Linked DNA regions of Homo sapiens: region 2 is linked to region 1. A link is a contact called in ENCODE Hi-C or POLR2A ChIA-PET data. All regions are on one chromosome and are shown on one strand. The core of a region is the stretch at or near the end of the contact, and the rest is flanking DNA. Distances in the headings are between cores, read along the strand shown. Region 1 has its middle 150 kb from the start of LINC00604. Region 2 holds the start of LINC00604 (long intergenic non-protein coding RNA 604).

The links. Hi-C counts contacts between places; a loop is a spot of excess contacts on that map. ChIA-PET counts read pairs that join two places held with the same protein, here RNA polymerase II (POLR2A). Pooled maps may share reads with other maps.
Region 2: a loop to region 1 is called in a map of PC-3, with 2.3 times the contacts of the local background. The contact joins the promoter of LINC00604 here to the enhancer-like site in region 1. A Hi-C loop is called at or near these places in 1 of 168 maps with a recorded cell type or tissue (PC-3) and 5 of 50 pooled maps. POLR2A ChIA-PET finds 5 or more read pairs at or near these places in 1 of 52 experiments (PC-9).

The regions. Positions count from the first base shown.
Region 1 is chr5:40,382,500-40,388,812 of GRCh38, reverse strand. No RefSeq gene overlaps it. Among named protein-coding and RNA genes, the nearest start is that of LINC00604, 150 kb to the right of the region's middle. Within about 2 kb of position 4,377, at least 7 of the 41 ENCODE cell types and tissues checked have a DNase peak (open chromatin) inside an H3K27ac peak, as active enhancers do; they include PC-3 and PC-9, where a contact is called at or near this core.
Region 2 is chr5:40,236,646-40,243,340 of GRCh38, reverse strand. It overlaps LINC00604 (long intergenic non-protein coding RNA 604), which reads right to left and starts at 2,994. Exons shown (of 4, transcript NR_170327.1): 1 at 2,905-2,994; 2 at 1,785-1,906.

The DNA of each region.
Region 1 (6,313 bases), core at 3,128-5,627:
AAAGTTGTGAGAAAAAGGAAAGATTTTTAGATTTTTAGAAACACCTATTCAATCAGAAATTTTTTATTACAGACCTACTGAGTGCCAGGTGTCCTGTTAGACATTTGAGAAATGTAAATGAACAAAAAGATTGCGAGGATTCCAGCATGGGAGAAAGACAGTAAACAATAAACAGAATAAGTAAATTAGGTGGTACTTTAAAAATATAATAAGTACTATGAAAAAACCAATCAGGCAGAGAGAAGAAGGTTGAGAAAGAGGAACCCAGATGGGAGGGAGCAGATAACATCTGGGCAAAGACCAGGGGAGACAAGAGTGGGGAAGTTATGCATTCAGATGATGTTGGGGAAAGACACTTAGTGCGAAGGGCCTAAGGCTGTCAGCTGGACTGGAGCAAAGTAGGTGATGTGTTCATGAAGATAATAGAGTGTGTGTGTGCGTGTGTGCGCACACGCATGTGTGTGAGAGAGAGATCATGTAGGGCCAACGATTTTAGATTTATGTATATATATATTTTTTCAAAAGTTAATTATGAAGGAGGAAGGACCATAAAATATTTAAAGTTCAAATTTCTCTAGTTCCTACTTTCTTAGGGGATTAGTTTTAGGGAGAACTTTTTTTTTTTTTTTTTTTTTTTGAGATGGAGTCTAGCCCTGTTGCCCAGGCTGGAGTGCAATGGCGCCATCTCACTGCAAACTCTGCCTCACAGGTTCAAATGATTCTCCTGCCTCAGCCTCCTGAGTAGCTGGGCTTACAGGCGCCCACCACCATGCCCAGCTAATTTTTGTATTTTTAGTAGAGACGGGGTTTCATCATGTTGGCCAGGCTGGTCTCGAACTCCTGATCTCGTGATCTGCCTGCCTCAGCCTCCCAAAGTGCTGGGATTACAGGTGTGAACCACCGCACCTGGCTGAGAAGTTGTTTTAATCTATGTCATTTTGTAATCTGTACAAATTTATTTTAAAGTGATTTAAGTTATATATTGGTAAAAATTAAATAGTTGAATGAAACAGGTTTCCCTAAGATGACCCAGTAACAGAAAAATTTGTTTCCTGCTTGGAGTGCAAACAGAAAGGACTTAGTTTATGTCTCCTTTAACCATGCCCCCATGCCCTTGATAAAAGAGCTGCTTCTACCTCAGCTGAATGGGAAGTCATTTTGATTGAGTCTGGAAGGGGAATCGTTGGTGGTGGGACTGTCTTCTGAGTGGGGAACAACTGCCCAGGTCTGATGAGGCTCCCTGGGCCATCTGGAGAGTTGAAGTGTGTAGCATTATGTGGAACGGGACGTAAAATTCTCCAGAGGAAACCAGAGCAGCAGCTTCAGCATCACTGGACACTTGTTGGAAATGCCAGTTCCCAGGTCTGGAGGTGATGAGTGTTGGCAGTACAGAGACGAATGAATGAGGGGCCTCTGTCCATTCCACTAGAAAAAGAGGTTCTTGACCCTGGCAGCACCTTATAATCCACAGGGAACTTAAAACAAAACAAAATGAACAACCGATGCCACGGCTTCTGTACCAGAGATTCCAATTTAATTAATCTGGGGATAAACCAAGAACATCAGTATTTTTAACTCTCCTAAAGTGTTTCTAATGAGCAGAATCAGTGTAATAGAACAGATTTCTTAACTTCCACACTATTGACACTTTGGACTGGAGAGTCTTTTGTTGTAGCAAGCAGTCCTGTGCATTATAGGATGTTTAGCAGCATCTTGGCCTTTACTTACAGAACCCCTGACCCCATCTGTAAAAATCAAAAATGTCTTCGAATATTGCCAAATGTCTGCTAGGGGGCAAAATTGCCTCACTTGAAAACCATTGCTCTATAGCAATAATTCTCAAAGGTTAGTGCAACATTGCCCAGTAGAAACATAATGCTAACCATTACAAGCATATGTAATTAAAAAATTTTTAGTAGCCACATTAAAATAAGCAAAATGAAACAGGTGAAACTAATCTTAATAATATAATTTAATTCCTATATCCAAGATAGTATTTCCACATGCACTTAATATAAAAAATATTAATAAGGGATTTTTATATTCTTTTTTCAAGTCCTTGAAATCTAGCATATAATTTATCCTAACAGCATATTTCAATTCAAACTAGCCACATTTTGAGTGCTCAATTGCCACATGTGGCTCATGACTAGTATTGGATGAATGGGGTTTAGCAGGCGTCATAATCACCTTGAGAGTTTGTTAAAATATAGAGTGTTGGCATCCTTGCCGCCCTGTCCCCCTCTCCAGCTTTTGATTCGGTAGGTCTGGGGTGAGGCTTGAGAATTTGCATTTCTAAGAAGTTTCCCAGTAACACTGTAGCTGCTGGTCTGGTGACCACACTTAGAGAACTACAACCACAGATGTAGAGAAACCCTAGAGGCTTGTTATTAAAAAATGTGGTTTGTGGAGCAGCAACAGCAGCAGCAGCTGGGAGCCTGTAAAAAATGCATAGTCCCAGACTCTCCCCAAGACATATCAAATCTGCATTTAGTACTGGAATCTATGTTTCTTTTTTTTTTTTAAAACAGGATCCCCAAGTGATCACATTAAAATTAGAACATAAGACCACCTTGAGTAAAACTTTCCCTGTTAGTGTCTATCTTAGTGTTTTCTTCTTAGGACTTTTCTCAGTTCTTCTCTATTTTTCCCATGAGAATCAAGAATGTAGAATCTTGGTTGCTTTTTTAATTTTTCTGCTAACCATTCTCTATCAAGGGTCTAGTACAGTGCATTCACATAAAAGGCACTTACATAACTATGGAATTAGTGATACTATAAAAGAAGAGAAGGCTGGGACAATGGTTAGATACCTTCTTTGGCTTTAAAGATTTGAATAAAAATGTGTTTCTAGATGAGTTGAATACTGGAGTTCAGGAGCTGATTTTGCAGCTCCTGCAGGCTGGAAGTTTGAATGGTCCTTTCCTTGAGCTTCACCTGTACCCAGGGGGTATGGGTGACTCACTTGGCAAAAATTGCCTTGTGTGGTGCTTGTTCTCAGCCTGCTTGCCAGATTCCTCTTCCTGGCAAGGTAGGGCCCCATTCTTTTTCCTTTTGAGGAGTGGAAATAGTCTGGTGTTTGTGGATCACCAGCATCCAGGAAGTGCTCCTGGGATAGCCCTACTTCAGAACTGTGAGTGATGTTTAAAGTGTTGGTGACCACACAGGTTTCTTCACACTTCTGCAGCCAGCTGGCATTCCAAACTCATCATGCTCAAATTGACTCAGTCCTAAATAACCAAACACTGTGAGAGGGTGGAAATTTGGTTTCCAAAGGGAGTTACTGAAGTTACAAATCCTGACTAAAGTATATATTTTTCACATATAAAAATAGTCTCTGGGCTCTTGGATCAGTTTTATTTTTTTTCTTATGCTTTTAATCATAGAAAATAGTCTCCCCATACTTCTTTTGGGAAACATAGTACGTTTTTTTTTTCTCCTCCGTTGATATTTAGTGCTAAGAGTGAATTTACCAAAGGGTTTGTGAATTCTGTCTGTATATCTTAATGTGCACCCACAACTTTGTAGACAGATGGAAAGATGAAGTAATTCAGAGGTTCAAAAGAAAAAAAAAAGCAGAAATGAGCAACATTTCATAATCTTCTTTGCAACTGGCTTCATTGACCTTTTTCTTACTTAGCTTCCTTCCCTTCACGGCAAGCTTTTGAAAAAATTGGGGACAATGTAATAGTGAAGTGACTATTCTATGTTTTACAGGAAGATTTAAATGAGAAACAATTGCATTGACCAAATTAATGAGCTAGATTGTAGTAGGGCAAAGGTTGCCTGGGGTGTATGCAGGGGGAGGGCAGGAGGGATTCAGCTGAATGAAGTGACAGCCCTCTTTGTTAACTTCAGACCTGGAGGTGTGCTACAGTGTTTTGTCATTGAAGGGTGTATCATCTTAAGGGCATGTAATTTGCTATTAGTTCTCAATTTCAAGCTATTTCCCTCTTAAATCTGAAAAAGTACCAATCTGAGGAGATTATGCCAGGTATATACTGAGTGAATGCTTCACAAGTGAGGCTCATCCAACATTATGGTGAACATTACTATTTAGTCTCTATAAAATTATATCAGAAAGTGAGAAGTATAGATGAGATTTGCTCCAATTCACTCAATGAATCTGGCAGGTTGGAAATAGGCTATTACACTAGACTTCCTGATGGTTTAGTGGGAATTCCTTTGCTTATGAAGCATCCATTATTGCCTGAGGCATTACTAGTGATTAGAAGGGAAATATTTCTGCTCCAATGCCTTTTGCTTCAGCAACCATAGTTTAGCCACGCAAGGGGGAATCACCTTTGCTCTGGTTTCTTGTCTTAGTGTGAAAAGTCCCTGAGCAGCAGCCTACCTCTCCCTTCTCCTCATATTTAATCAGTGAACACTGATGGGGTAGCTTCAAGAGTAGGTACTGTACTAAAGCAAAGGCTGGTGGTTATGTTGGCAAAATAGAAAATGAAAATAAAGGAAACCCTATACAGTAAGTCCTCACTTAATGTTGTTGATAGGTTCTTGGAAACTGTGACTTGAAACAAAACAACATAGAATGAAACCAATGTTTTATTCTTATCAAGGATGTTGAAAGAAATGATATTATTCAAAGACCTGTTGTATGTCATTTCACTTTAAGTCACAGTTTCCAAGAACCTATCGACAGCATTAAGTGGACTTACTGTATATCATAAAGTGGAAAGTTTGGCACAGTAGTTACAAAGGGCAAGAGACGAGAAATATGAGGCTAAATTAAACAAGGGCTAAAATTTTAGATGTTATTTAGCAGAAAAGTTATGGTAAGGGAAATATTATTTGGGATTGTGCTTCTTCTATACATTACCTCATTCATCTCTATGGTAACCCTAAAGACACATTGCACAGGCATTCTTCCCAATGAATGCATGAGGAATCTGAGGCATGAGACATTTAGTTACATAACTGACTCTCCAGCTCATTTAAGGCTGGAGATAAAGTGAGAGCCAGAACTTTGGTTCTGAATTTTCTTTGAAAGATTTTCTGGGATCTCTTCTAGCTGTGTGATTGTTATGTGTAGTTTTAAGCATTTATGAGCATCTTACCACCATTCCCAAGAAAATGATCTATGAAGAAAATTGTCTTAATCAGCTCAGGCTGCTACAACAAAATACCATAGACTAAACAAAATACTATGCAATTTGAAGGCTGGGAAGTCTAAGATCAGAGCACTGGTAGATCTGGTATCTGGTGAGTGCACTCTTCCTAGTTTGCAGACAGCTGTTTTTTTGTTATATCTTAACATGGCAGAGAGAGATGATCTCTTGTTTGCCTCTTATTATAGAGGCACTAATCTCATTCATGGTGGAGGATGAATGAGATTAGGGGATGGTTCCACCATCATGACCTAGTAAGTTCCCAAAAGTCCAACCTCCCAATACCATCACATTGGGGATATAGGCTTTAATATGAATTTTGGGAGGACACAAATATTCAGTCCATAGCAGTTGTGATGTACAATATCTCTTCATATCATTTTAAAAAAGGAACAATGGATAGGCTTTTAAATTTGTGTCTTAGCTGTCTTTCATCTAAAATTACCAGTTCTCAAGTACTCTGCAATTTAACTGCTTTCAGAATTTCACTGCCTATCTATTGATGGCATTTTAACTTTCTGGAGCCTGGCAGCCACAGTCACTTAATTAAAAACATATTTGTTTTATTAATAAAGTAGTTACCATTATTTATTATTCAATTTTCAAAATATGGTTGATAATGAACACTCATGGTTTCTTGTTGAAGCAGGTAAATTAGGAAGAAGATCAAGTCTCTCTGAGTTGAATTTACCTTATAATCAGCCTGAAAGCAAAATAAACAATATAGTGTTCTAGTGTTTGAAGGACATGCCATCATTTGCTAAGAAAACATTTAGGTTTTTGAAGATTTTGTAAAACAGTTTGATCCTCTATAGTGCATATTTTGTTACACACATTTTTTTTTTTTTTTTGCTGTGGTCACTAGTAGTGAGGGAGATGTTTATTGGGCTAAACCTAAGGAACTTCGATCACATTGGAAAAATGAGAAGAACAAATAGCAACAAATCCTCCACACATACTGATTGACTTGGACACAGTCTCTTCAGTTTACCTGTGACAGTGTCACCATGGATCATCCTGCAGGCATCTGTTTATCCTCCTTCTGTCAACCTTCAAGTAAAGGCTGTATCTGGAATGTCCTACATTTCCCCATTTATGATCTTTCAGCCCAGATTTATCTTAAATCGACTGAGATTTTCAGCCTATATAACCTTTAGGGATAATAATATCTGGAAGTTTGTCACCCT
Region 2 (6,695 bases), core at 1,745-4,244, 140 kb after region 1:
AGTTGATGTCCACGGAAGTCAAGTAACTTGTCTCAGGCTAGTGGGAAAGCTAAGACTGGTGTTGGCATTTTACAATTTTCCGAATAGAGGTTTTTCTATGTGGGTGACTTAATCTTGACCATAATAATGTTCTCCTGTTTGCTCCAAATGAGGAGACAGACAACTAAAGGAAATTTTGTTCACTCTTAACCACAGACTACTGTGCTGATGGATGCTGTTGAAGTCAACAAGGAAGTATTATGTAGAGTCAACAGAAAGCAGTGGACAGAGAAACAGGAAATTGATTACAACCCTCCAAACCTGCCATTTACCATTTCTGGGTCTCTACCTCAGCCAAAAAGTTTTGGGGAAATAGAGTCTAATTACCCCAGGGAATCGACATGTGTTCTTCAGAGGAGGTCAATAGTCAAACACTAGTCTAGTTGGTTTCATCCTATAGCGGAAAGTCAGGTAAAGTAATTAGTCTCAACATCTCAGGGGTGCTGACTCATTTCCACTTCCTTTAGAGGAGCCACTCAAACTCTGTCCACGTTTTTTCTCCATAGAAATATGATAAAGATCACTTCTCAGGAAGCATTCATATTTCAAGAAGCTCTGTATGATATACATTAAGGTAAATATTCCTAATCCTTGTCTCTAGGGTTAGAGAAGGTTGGGCTGTACTTTGCCGTTTTTAAGCCAGCAGCCATACTGAATTCACTGTTTTTCCTCAACTCAGCATACCAGATGACCCTTGGTTGCAGCCGTAACCAATCCTTTCTCAAGGACCAAATCACACCTGCCTCTCTTGTCCTTTCCAGGCTCTGAGCTAAAGTCTTGGCATCTTTCTTGTATGCCCTCCAAGTATTAGTCCAAAAAGATACCAAAACTCATATTTTATGGAAAAAGATGTTTCCTGTAATATCTTTTGTCTTGGCTTTAGCAGTATGCATTTTAATAAAAATATTGACTTAAATATTGACTTAAATTTATGTGTTTGTTTATGTTGCTACTCACTGAGGACTTGCTTGATTGGATTAGGCAAATTTTTTTTCCAATTGGATTGAGGTACTAGAATTTCAGGAAGTCTTCAGTTTCTTTCTTTTTTTTTTTTTTCTGCAGCAGAAATTTTGGGTCAAAATGTCTAGGCTCTCTAGTGCTCAGTGCTGTAGAAATTAAAACATTTAGATGTTCTGGATGACCCAACTTTAATTGTGATAAAATATATGTTGGATATATTTTGACATTTTTTCTTATCTACTGAATTTTATTTTAACTGTTTAACACAAAATCTCCCCTATTGATTGAGAATATACAAAATTATAGTTTTTATTGGATTGAGTTGAAATATATTCTGATAAAAAGCAGAATTTAAATGTTATAAGTTGCCAAGAAGGGTAGAATCACAACTTGATAATAAACCTAAATGTAAATTTAGAAATTAAAACATTAAAAAGTTAAGAATAAATAGAAGTTTTTTTTGTCTTTTGTTTTCTTCCTTTCAAGTATAAAACACTTCACAAATGCAATGCTATAGTAAATGTTTAAACCGTATAAAAGTATATAGATAAAAAATAGCAACATTTTCTTTTTCCTTCAAGTATCACTCTGTTCTCTAATTTTAACCAGTAGGTGATATTAACATTTTTAAAGGCTAAAAATAAATAATACTTAGAGTAAAGGGGAGAATAAATTTTCTAATAGAAAAAAAGTGATTTTAAATAAAAACTGATGTTGAAATCAATGAAAAAATATTGAGAGCATGAAGATAAGGGATAAACATTAAAGTAACTAATGGCAGGCACCTGTAGTCCCAGCTACTAGGGAGGCTGAGGCAGGAGAATGGTGTGAACCCAGGAGGCGGAGCTTGCAGTAAGCCGAGATCACACCACTGCATTCCATCCTGGGCGACAGAGCGAGACTCTGTCTAAAAAAAAAAAAAAAAAATGAAAATACTAAAACTTAGAAGTCATTAGAATTTATGCAAAAACAATAATATACACTAAAAGATATATAAATTGATAGATAATATTCTGATTATATATTTTTGTGAAATACATAATTATACATAATAATAATACATATATCTGTATACTATAAAACCTGATGACTTAAGCAAAACCCATATATTACATCTCACAAATTCTAGGTTATGAATTTGGGAAGTGTTTAGTTGGCAATTCCTTTGTTCCACATGGCATTAATAGGAGTTACTTGGTATTCATCTAAGGCCAAGCTGGTCAGGAAGGTCAATGTGAGACTCAATGATATCCAACATTTTGGTAGGGATTACTGGAAGGCTGGGTTCAACTGGATCTCCCCTTTTCCATATAGTTTCAATTCCTCTCTATATAGTCTCTCTAGAAGGGTAATTGGGCCTCTTGTATGACTGCTTAGGGCTCAAGAGAATATGTGGGCCTGCCTAGAACTGGCATAGTGTCAGTTCCACATTCTGTTGATCAAAGCAGTCATAATCAGACCCAGATTCAAGAGGAGGGTGAATAGATACCACAGCTAGATGGGAGAAGTTTCAAAGAATTTGTGGCCATCTATAATCTGCCACAGATGGTAAAGTAAATGTGTAAAGTGTGGCAAGAATGTAGAAAAAAAATAAAAGGAGATGAGCAAATGGAATCAAAATCTTCCATCAAAGCAGAACCAACAGCAGTTTAAAAAATAGAATATCCATATCTTCAATAACAACAAGGAGCTCAAATTCATCAAACAAACAAAACTGTAACTTAAACTAGCCAAGTGGCATGGATCCTCAGTAGAACTAACTGAAGAGAAACAACATGGCAAGGCCAACAACCCAGGACCTTTTATTTGTTTTTTATATGAGGGTATATTATTGTATTAGTTATCTATTGTTACCTAATAAACTAACAACCCCCTGCCCCACCAGAAAAAAAAAAAAAAACTTACCATGTTGCAGTTTTTGTGAGTCAAGAATCTGGCAGCAGTTCAGCTACGTGGTACTGGCTCAAGATTTCTCAAGAAGTTTCAGTAAAGACTGCCAGCAGGGTTGCAGTGTCATCTGAAGTCATGACTGGGGAGGGTCACTTCCAAGATGACTCATGCAGTTCTTGGCAGGAGGTTTTTGTTTCTGGCTACATGGGCCTGATCATAGAACTACTCATGACACAGCTTCCCCCAGAGTGGGTGATCCAAGGGCAAGAAGGTGCTCATCTAAATAGGAAGATGCAATATTTCTATAATCTGATTTTGGAAATGACATATCATCACTTCTCCTGAATGCTATTGGTTACAGTGACTGACCCTCGTACAGAATAAGAAGGGGGTAAACCAGGGTGCAAATACCAGGAGGCATGAATTATTGGGGCCTCTTGAAGGCATGTAGAGGAGTATCCAAAGAGTAAGGGAAACCTTTGCCTTCACTCTCATGTCACATCTGAAAGCTCACATCTTTTGCAAGAAATAGTTTTTTTCTACAGTTTTATCTTAAATTAAAAGATGCAATCCCTCCTGGAAAGGAAAGACACAGGGGCTCTTAAGACAGACTGTGCATACACAAATTTTTATTCTATGCCAGCTTCATGGTATGGTTAACTGCATTCTACAAGTGCCCACTGCAAATACTATCCTAAGAGAACAATGGACCGGTAAATATCCAATGGCTTGCTCTTTATGAAGATAAAAGTATAATAAAGCTTGCAGTGCATTGCAAGTGGGTTTTGGAAGACATTTCATTATGGCCATATAAAAAGTATACAAAATAGATTTAGATAATGCTTTTCACTCATAGCAAAAATACCAGCTTACAAAAGATATAAAAGAAAATGAGGTATGTATCACATCAATATTTAGGTCTGGAAGTAAGATTTAAAGGTCCGCTAGCCTAATACTTTTCAATCTGTTGACTTTGTTGAGTTATTTTTAATTGCTAATTTGTATACTATGAAATTTTCTTTGTGGAATACAGTTCTATGGCTTTTGACAAATGCATAGAGCCATGTATCTACCACCATACTTGTGATATGGAACAGTTCCATCACTCCCAAATTTTTTTTGTGTGTGGTCTCTTTGTTGTTAGCCCTTTCCATCCCCCAAACCCTGGCAACCATTAATCTTCTATCTGTCCTTGGAGTTTTGCTTTTTCCAGAATATTCTATAAATGAAATAATAAAATATGTAGTGTATTGTGGCTGGCTTCTTCTACTTTACAAAAAAATTGAGATTCTTCCATTTGTTGAATAGATCAATAGTTAGTGTTTGTTTTTATTTTATGCCAATAAAATCAGTTCTGGCCTTCTGATCTCTTTTGCACTTCATTGTCACTAAAGTAGTTTTTGATTTGGCTTTTCTCCCCAGTTTTGGTCTTGGTCTGTTTCTGGGTTAAAACACCTTGGTTCTGTTCAGGAATTTGGGAAACCTATGTTCTTAACAGTTGTACTAAAAGGAGAGATGGATAACTATTGTCCTGTAAATGATCCAGTATATATTTTTGTGTCAGATCCACATTTTGTTGATCAGGTATTGCCACAATAATGCTACATAAAAAACCACTCTAAAAACAAGTGGCTTACAGAAACAGTGTTCTTTCTTATGCCCCAGGATCTGTGCATCAACTGGGGTTTGGCTGATCTAAAGTCAATTAAGCCAGGTGGCTCTGCTTCAGGCTGAAGATTGGATGTTTTTTTCCAGGCTGTGGGTTGGATATAGTTCTGTCCCCTTATGTTTTCTTCTGTTTTCCTTTCTAGTCTGAAATAAGTTGCTGTCTGGGACATGTTCTACTCATGTCGGATCACTAGAGTCTAAAAGTCAAGCCAAGTCATTCAAGCATGTGAGGGCTGTACTTACATAGTGTCTCCTAACATTCTGCTGGCTAATGCAGATCTCGTGGCCAAGTCTAATATCAGTGGTGCAGGCAGATATGCTCTAAGCAGAGTGGGAAGGAGAGGTAGAATGAACTTTTATTGAACAATAATCCTAACTACTATATGTGGTCAGCAGTGTACCTAATTGAATTGACACAAGATAAATCAGAATTCCGTATTTTCCCGGACTTAATATTTATTTGGTACAAGATCACAAAGCAAGTTACTGATTCAAGACTAAAACATTACACAATTATTCCAAGTTTTTGTTTGACTCATTGGCTACCTCACTTCAACACATTGACTCTAAGCAGACACAACGGGGCAGTGAAACTAAGAGTTCAATCCTGAAACCACTGTCTTTGAGAACCATCATTACATATGCACTGGACTTTCATAGGCTGCCTGATGCCAGTTTAGGTGCTGTGATGTTGTATAATTTAAATTGGGAATTATTACTTCTTTTGGGAAGTTTACACTCAGAACAGACTGAGATGTCTGTTCTAAGATGGTATTTAGTCACACAAATCAAATACAAGTAGAGAATAATAAAATGTACAGCTGGAAGGAATTTAAACCACTACTCTAATTTCAAAGATCAGAAATTAGAGACCCAGAAAGATTAAATAATTTTCTGAAGGACAGTTGATGTAAGATTTAAGTCTAGAGTGTGGAATTTTTTTGTACTGGTGATTAGAAGGTGAAAACAGCATTCACAGCTATCAGAATTTATTGAAGGCTGGGGAGTTCCATGCCCTTAGTTATTTTTCTAAGTGGGGTAAACTATTTAGCAGTTAAGGCACACTTGCTACACTGACAGAAGATTTCAGACAATGCAAAAATGGAAACAATATGTCTGAATGTTCAGGTACATTACAAGAACTCATAGGCCCATTCACTGAATTAGTCTGTAGCCATGCTTTTGATCAGGGGGCTAAACTGGGTCCGTGGGATACAGTTTATTACAAGTAACAATGGCAGAGAGAAACTGAGATTTGTGGTATTTTATCATAGGAAGCAGATATATTCTCATGGTCATGAGGGCATTCTTAGCTTTTGGAGTGTTTGTGAGCGAGCTGGGGTGCTCTTACTCTCATTCTGATACTGCCAGCTTCTAGATTGTTCTTCCCTCTCTGCTGCCACTAATTATGAGCCCAGGAGAGGGAACTCAGAAACTATTCCTGAGTAACTTTGCTCTAAGAAAGACCAGTTGTGCAGACTCCTGACTACCTTCTTCAACCAAGTTTAATGGCTTTCTTGATCAATCCAATCAGAAGATTATAAGTAAAATAAGCACTCATGTTCATAAATGAAAAAAATCAAAAGAAATAAATATGCCTCACACAATTTTGGGGGCTCTCTGTTATTTGCCATGTATCATAGTAATTGATTCAAATGTGCAGTTGACCATTTACAATCAGCTTTTCAAAAAGCACCAGTTATTCAGATTGTATTTTCATTGCTCCATTGTTAAAAAAGACAACTGTGTAAGAATTCATGAATATGTATGCAAATTCATTCTTTTCTCTTTTTTCTTAGCATTGTCCCTGATAATCTTTATAAATTATAACTTACAAATTTAGTTCTTTCCTTCGTCGATTTGAGATAAGAGTTCTTAAACTTATATTGAAATCAGAAAGAGATTGTACATGATATTAAAATGACCTTAAGAGCACTTTTCCCATACATGTCTTGTTGCTTTTGTGGTTTATGTCCTGTATGAGGGACTTGCTTATGTCCCTCATTGTTAGGTCTTTTTATATCTTTAAATATTTTGTGATTATTATTCCATTGTGCCCTGTAAGTCTTGTGGTAGCTGTGCTTGTATGGAAAACAGAAACAGATGTATGTACCAAACTCAATAAATGTCCTTTCACT